Linked DNA regions of Homo sapiens: region 2 is linked to region 1. A link is a loop called in an ENCODE intact Hi-C map of the cell type or tissue named here. Cell type or tissue: left ventricle myocardium inferior. All regions are shown on one strand. Links, peaks and the distances in the headings refer to the core of each region. The heading gives the core; the rest is flanking DNA.

The links. A loop is a pair of places that touch in the nucleus more often than their neighbours do. Peaks named below come from ENCODE experiments on the same cell type or tissue, not always from the same donor. Only the 100,000 strongest peaks of a DNase experiment are listed, where the experiment ranks them.
Region 2: a loop joins it to region 1, with 4 times the contacts of the local background. A loop is called at or near these places in 72 of 110 quality-filtered maps.

Annotation. Positions count from the first base shown.
Region 1 is chr4:47,932,395-47,935,318 of GRCh38, forward strand. The region is part of intron 1 of LOC101927157 (a long non-coding RNA gene); the gene reads left to right. Among named protein-coding and RNA genes, the nearest start is that of NFXL1, 19 kb to the left of the region's middle. In left ventricle myocardium inferior, for the core only: CTCF peaks have their summits at 1,618 (motif pointing left) and 1,821; no DNase peak of the experiment used is centred there; H3K27me3 peaks cover 654 bases.
Region 2 is chr4:47,684,690-47,687,613 of GRCh38, forward strand. All of the region lies in intron 6 of CORIN (corin, serine peptidase), which reads right to left. Among named protein-coding and RNA genes, the nearest start is that of MIR8053, 33 kb to the left of the region's middle. In left ventricle myocardium inferior, for the core only: a CTCF peak has its summit at 1,780 (motif pointing right); a DNase peak (open chromatin) is centred at 1,802; H3K27ac peaks cover 364 bases.

The DNA of each region.
Region 1 (2,924 bases), core at 128-2,627:
GGAGGCTGAGGCAGGAGGATCGTTTTAACCCAGGAGGCAGAGGTTGCAATGAGCCAAGATTGTAGCCGCTACACTACAGCCTGGGAGAGGGGAGTAAACCCTAACTAAAAAAAAAAAAAAAATCTGGGTGCAGTGGCTCACCCCTGTAATCCCAGCACATTGGGAGGATGAGGTGGGCGGACCACGAGGTCAGGCGATTGAGACCAGCCTGGCCAACGTGGTGAAACTCCATCTCCACTAAAAATACAAAAATTAGCCAGGTGTGGTGGCACGTGTGTGTAGGTCCAAGTAGGTCCAAGTAGGTCCAAGTTGGTCCAAGTTCTTGTCTCATGACCAGGAAGAATTAGGCACATGGACACTGGAGAGTGAGTGGAGTAGAATTTATTAAGCGAAAGGAAAGCTCTCAGCAAAGCGGGGACGTGGGGTAGTGGGGGTGGTTCCCCTACCCAAAGGTGGGAAAAAGTCCCCCAGTATGGCTGAGCTTGGGGCCTTTTATGGGCTCAGAATAGGAAGTGCATGCTGATTGGTTTGTGAGTATGCAAAAAAGATTAAAGTGAAGACATCACTCAAAGGTGGGCACAACAGTGTAGAAAACCAACAGAAAAGGGTAGGTATATGTAAAGTAGGTGAAGGGTGGGGATCAATCAGAGGAAAGCATGCCAAACGGAAAGACAAGTTCTCAATCTGGTCTGAGAATTTAACTTGTAGCTTGGCTTTCAGGCTTTAAACTGTCTTCAGCTTGGAGGTGGTGTTTCACCAGGGACCTGCCCCTATCTGCCTAGGCATGTGGCTGCCTCCTGCCTCCCTCAGTGAGACTCAGTTTAAAAAAAAAAGATTCCCACTCTCACTCAGTTTCTAATACTCTACATTCTCAACAACCTTACTATTGCCTGGCCATGATTTTTGTATTTGTAAAATGAGTAGGGATGGACTAGATGATCTCTGAGGCCTTTCTACATTCTCCTTTCCCTTTCCTTGAATTCCCCACTTTCTTTCTTCTTCACCTAGAGATAAACTAGTTTAGGGGATATCAAACTATTTCTTTTGAGTCTACACACCTGTTGATTCATATTTTGTATTCTGAACAGTCTATAAACCTGGGCATCCAATAACACAGTTTCAGTTAACACGAGGAAGAACATTACCTAAATTTACAGTGTCCTAAGTAGGTTTATTTCCAATACTGTTAAATCAGTAGTTTTAAGACTTTTTAAAGCAATGGACTTTTTAAAAATAAAAATGTAAACTTAATTTTAATATAAACACCGTTTGCTCCATTTTGTCCCCTTTTGTTTATCTCTAGTACATGTCTTAAACATCAGTAAGCTTTTTGTAATGTAATTATTATTATTCCCTTGGTGAACTTCCTGAAATTAAGAAATATTCAAATGCTTCAATGTGTCTTATTACTTTATCAATTAAATTTAAATTTTAAATTTTATTTGATTATGTTTTCAGTTCAAACTAGTATATAGTTTGTATACTAAAATCTTCTGGAAATATTTGTGTCAGAGAAATATTACTCTTTATTGCCAAAGAGCACTGATTACACCGCTTGTAATCTCTAAACAGCTTCGGGCTTTCAAGGTTATAATTGTAGACCTACATTGCCACCTAATGGTAGGAAGCTTAATCACACCATATTTTAAGTTGGAAACGGGTTTTTTTTTTAATGTATGCAAAATGTTAAAGCAGTCTCTTCCTATGAGAACTCTATATTATAATAGAGTTGGCAGAAGAACAGGGTAAACACGCACCAGACTTATTGGCAAGACTAGAGATTGAATTTCTATTCCCTCACTGATCTACCATCTCTGAGTCCCAGCTCCTCTCAGACACAGGTATTAAGGATCTTCAGATTTCATCCTACCCACCTCCCCACCCTCACTCCTGTCCTTATGCCAAACCTGTTCTAGTCCTCATATGTTAAGATGCTAGTTCTGGATGACCAATTGGCGTCTAGAATCAACTTGGAATATGGCTGGTGTCTGGGTTGCTAAAAGATGAGTTCCTGCTTTAGCATCCACATGTACCCAAGTCAACACTCTTATCATGAATTTCCCTAAAGCCATATGTTTCCTGTCTTTAAAAAAACTCCCTGATGAAGCTGGAATCCAATTATGAACCTCTGCATTGCACCCCAGGTGCCTGTAAACTAAAGCCCACAGTGCAATTTCAGCACATCAGATTCCTCTCTACATGGAGGAGTCACGAAAAAAAGAATAGTTGGCTAAATTCGCCTTACCCCAAGACTTTGAGCCAAGAATCAGCCACCTGTCCAATGTAAGCATCAGCAAGACTATAGAGCTTGGGCCAGGGGTCACCAAATCAGAATCCTTGGCTATATCTCTAGCCCAGATGAGAGTCAAAGTATTCACCCTAGTCCTGGATGCTGTAATTAGGGGTGCTTCTTCTTGGGAGCCAGCTCTAAGCCAGGTATGTAACCCTCATTCTCCCTATCTTACCATATCTACCTGGTATGGGTAGCCAGTAAGCCTCTTTACACTGTCTTAGAGGTTTTTATAACAGGCAAGAAATGGCACAGAGAAAAAGAACAAAACGCAGATGAAGAAGTAATAACAAGAACAAGAAGAAAAAGAAAGGAAAAGGAGAACTTGTGTCAGAGAGAAATACGTTATGGTATTATATACAACGCACCCACTCCAGGACTAGACATTTCTGTAGTGAAGATATTGAAGGAACAGCCAAGATGAATGGAAACACAGGACTTCAAAGACATAATGTATAGTTCAATGGATATTCTACTGGTACAATAGAATAAAATATGCCATCAGCATACCCCAAGCAAGGTCTGTTTAAGTATCTGAAATGTCAAATTAACAAGAAGCCATTTTTAATCATGTCATTATAGATAGGGATAGAAATCTTCTAGTGATCTGTGTTAAGAAAGATTTTTTGAGCCA
Region 2 (2,924 bases), core at 289-2,788, 250 kb before region 1:
TATTGGGACAATACTAGAATAATATTTGCAAATTATATGTATGATAAAGAAATTTGGATATCCAGAGTCTCTATAGAACTCTTACATTCAATAATCAGACGAAAAAGAATTCAATTATAAATGGTCAAAAGACTTGAATAGAAAGTCTTCATGAAAGACATAAAAACACATGAAAAGGTGCTCAACGTTATTAGTCATTAAGCAAAGGCAGCGGGAGGTGAGAGGGCAGGACAAAACAAAAGAAAAAAAAATAAGCTAAGGCAAATTAAAACCACAAGAAGATATAACTACACATCCCTTAAAATGGCTACAATGGAAAAGATGGATAATAGCAAGTATTGGCAAGGATTTTGAGAAAATGAATCTCATGGATCTCTGGTGAGACTAAAATAATAATGCCACCTTGGAAAACTGGCAGTTTCTTATGAAGGTAACTGCAACCTTACCATACAATTAATTTGTGAATTCCACTCTTAGGAATCTACCCAAGATAAATTAAACATATATCCACATGAAGATTTATATATAGATGTTCACAGCAGCATTATTCATAAGCCAAACACTGGAAAAAAATCCAACTACTCACTAACTGGAATGGACAAACAAAACGTAATACTCATGCAGTGAAATACTACTCGGTGATTAAAAGGATGAAACTACCAATATATGTGACAGTATGGATGAACCCCAAAAAGTTACGCTGTGTGAAAGAAATCAGATACAAAAATTACATATTATATGACTCGTTTATGGAATTCCCAGAAAAAACAAATTTATAGAAACAGAAATCTGAGAAGTAGTTACAGTAGCTGAGGGATTAGAATTGGTGACTGACTACAAATGTGTGGGAGATAAATTTTGGGGGAGATGCAAACATTCTAGAACTGTATTGTGCGGTTAGTCGCATAACTCTATAAGTTTACTAAAAATCAATAGATGAAATTTATAGGATGTAAATTATACCTCAATAAAGCTGTAAAAATGTTTAAAATCAATATATGTAAAGAAATCTGCATTTTACAGAAACTAGATTTCTTAAGTATATTTTTATTTCCCTTATTTAAAGTAAATTAAGTGCAAAACAGTTTGCTTAAGGCTGGAGAAGGAATACAGAAAATAGGCGGAATTTCAATAGGGTGGATGTAATGAAAAGTTTAGCATATTTCAAGCAGATGAAATAGCAAGAACAAAGGAAAGAGGCAAAAAAATAGGGCACGTTTGAAGATCAGTCTACTTGGCTGATGAAGGCCAGAAATCAAGCAGTCAGTGGTTCAATCTCCTGAATTCCAGCTGATTGTTTCTCCTCAAGCAGAAGCCTGTATCTCATACAAGTAGCAGCCACCACTTTACTGTAAACATCCCATACTAGATGACGATTCGTTATCCAAAGCCTTTGGCATTGATCAGTTAAAACATTAGGCTTGCCAAAATATGACACTTACATATACATGAATCATAAATTACTGTTTCAAAAAAGCACTCTTCTAAAAAAAAAACAACTTAAAGTTTTTAGAATCACATCATTTTAGGAATGGAATGGGCCTTAGAAATCACCTGTTCAGTGTCTTCATTAGGAAGGTGTGTATGTGCACAGACACACACACGCATATATACACGTAAGTCCATACTTATAAGCATACAGAACTTTGTAAGTACTTTTTATTTTTCACTTCCCCCAGCCTGAATAATTTTCAAATAAGGACAGCCACCATAAGGGAAAATATAAGAACTAAGAAGTCCTAGCGATCACCTTGACAACGGTATTTTATCCCACTCAGCAGAGGGCGCTATTTCCCCACCCTGCACCCCCACTGCTGAATGAGGCTACAACACATGTGACAGCTGAGTGGAAAGGTTATGACACTGGTTCTTCTGCCCACAGGGTAGATCTGGGGAATTCGTGCATCAAGATATATACACTACCTTGTGAAATTCTAAAAGATCTTTTTGATGTTTTTTTGTCTTAATCTAAATTACTCTTGTGGGAAGTTTTGAGTCAACATGCTAGAATCAGCAATAGCCCGGGAAATAAGGCTTCTCAACTTGACGATCAGTGCAAAGTATACGCATGCATTCGCCCAGAGGATGGGGGACAGTGTTTCAGCACAATTTAAACCCTAGGAGTTAATTTCTTTGTAAGCACTACACTCACTTTTTTTGACAGTAGGACTACTAGGGAATCAAATACCCCTTTCAGAATCTGATTAACCTAAGAACACACCAAAAATTTCCAAAAGTTTATTTGTCTTCTATGAGGCCCATTCTAGGACCCCTGGTAATTCATACTAAAACACTGCATTGGAGATATTTTAAAAATTGATGTCCTCATTTATTAAATTACTTTATAAATGGAGAGGATTCAGGCATTTTTTAAAAATCCTCATTGTTCTCCCAGGTGTGGATTCAACTTTCTACTATTATAACTTGCTTGGTTAGAAGCCATTTTTAGAAGTGAGATACAAAATGAGCTGCATTTGGAAAACAATCTGTTACTTCCCTAAGGTCTGTGTGATTAGTAAACACGCAAAACCTTAACCAGAGGCACTGCAAAGCCAGAAATACAAATGGCAAATGCAAATACAGTAGCAAATGGCAAAGATCACAGTGTCTCCTTTTACTGAAATAAATGTTTATTTGACCTGGAAAGAGATGTTGTCAGTGCAATTTGGGGCCAGCAAATCAAAATTTGAAAAAGCTGCTTGCTGTGATTTTCTTGCTCAATAACAAGCATAATTTTGCATGGCCTAAGGTAGATGTTTTTCTAGACACACCTTTTTTTTTCTTAAGGAGAGCTTGATACAAAATGTTTCTTCTGAAATTCTTGCATGTTAATATTGATTTCAGTTTGGCATCTCATACGCACACTATTAATTCTTGTCTCTCAAAATTATTGTTAAATTAGAGCAGAAAACTAACACACAGAA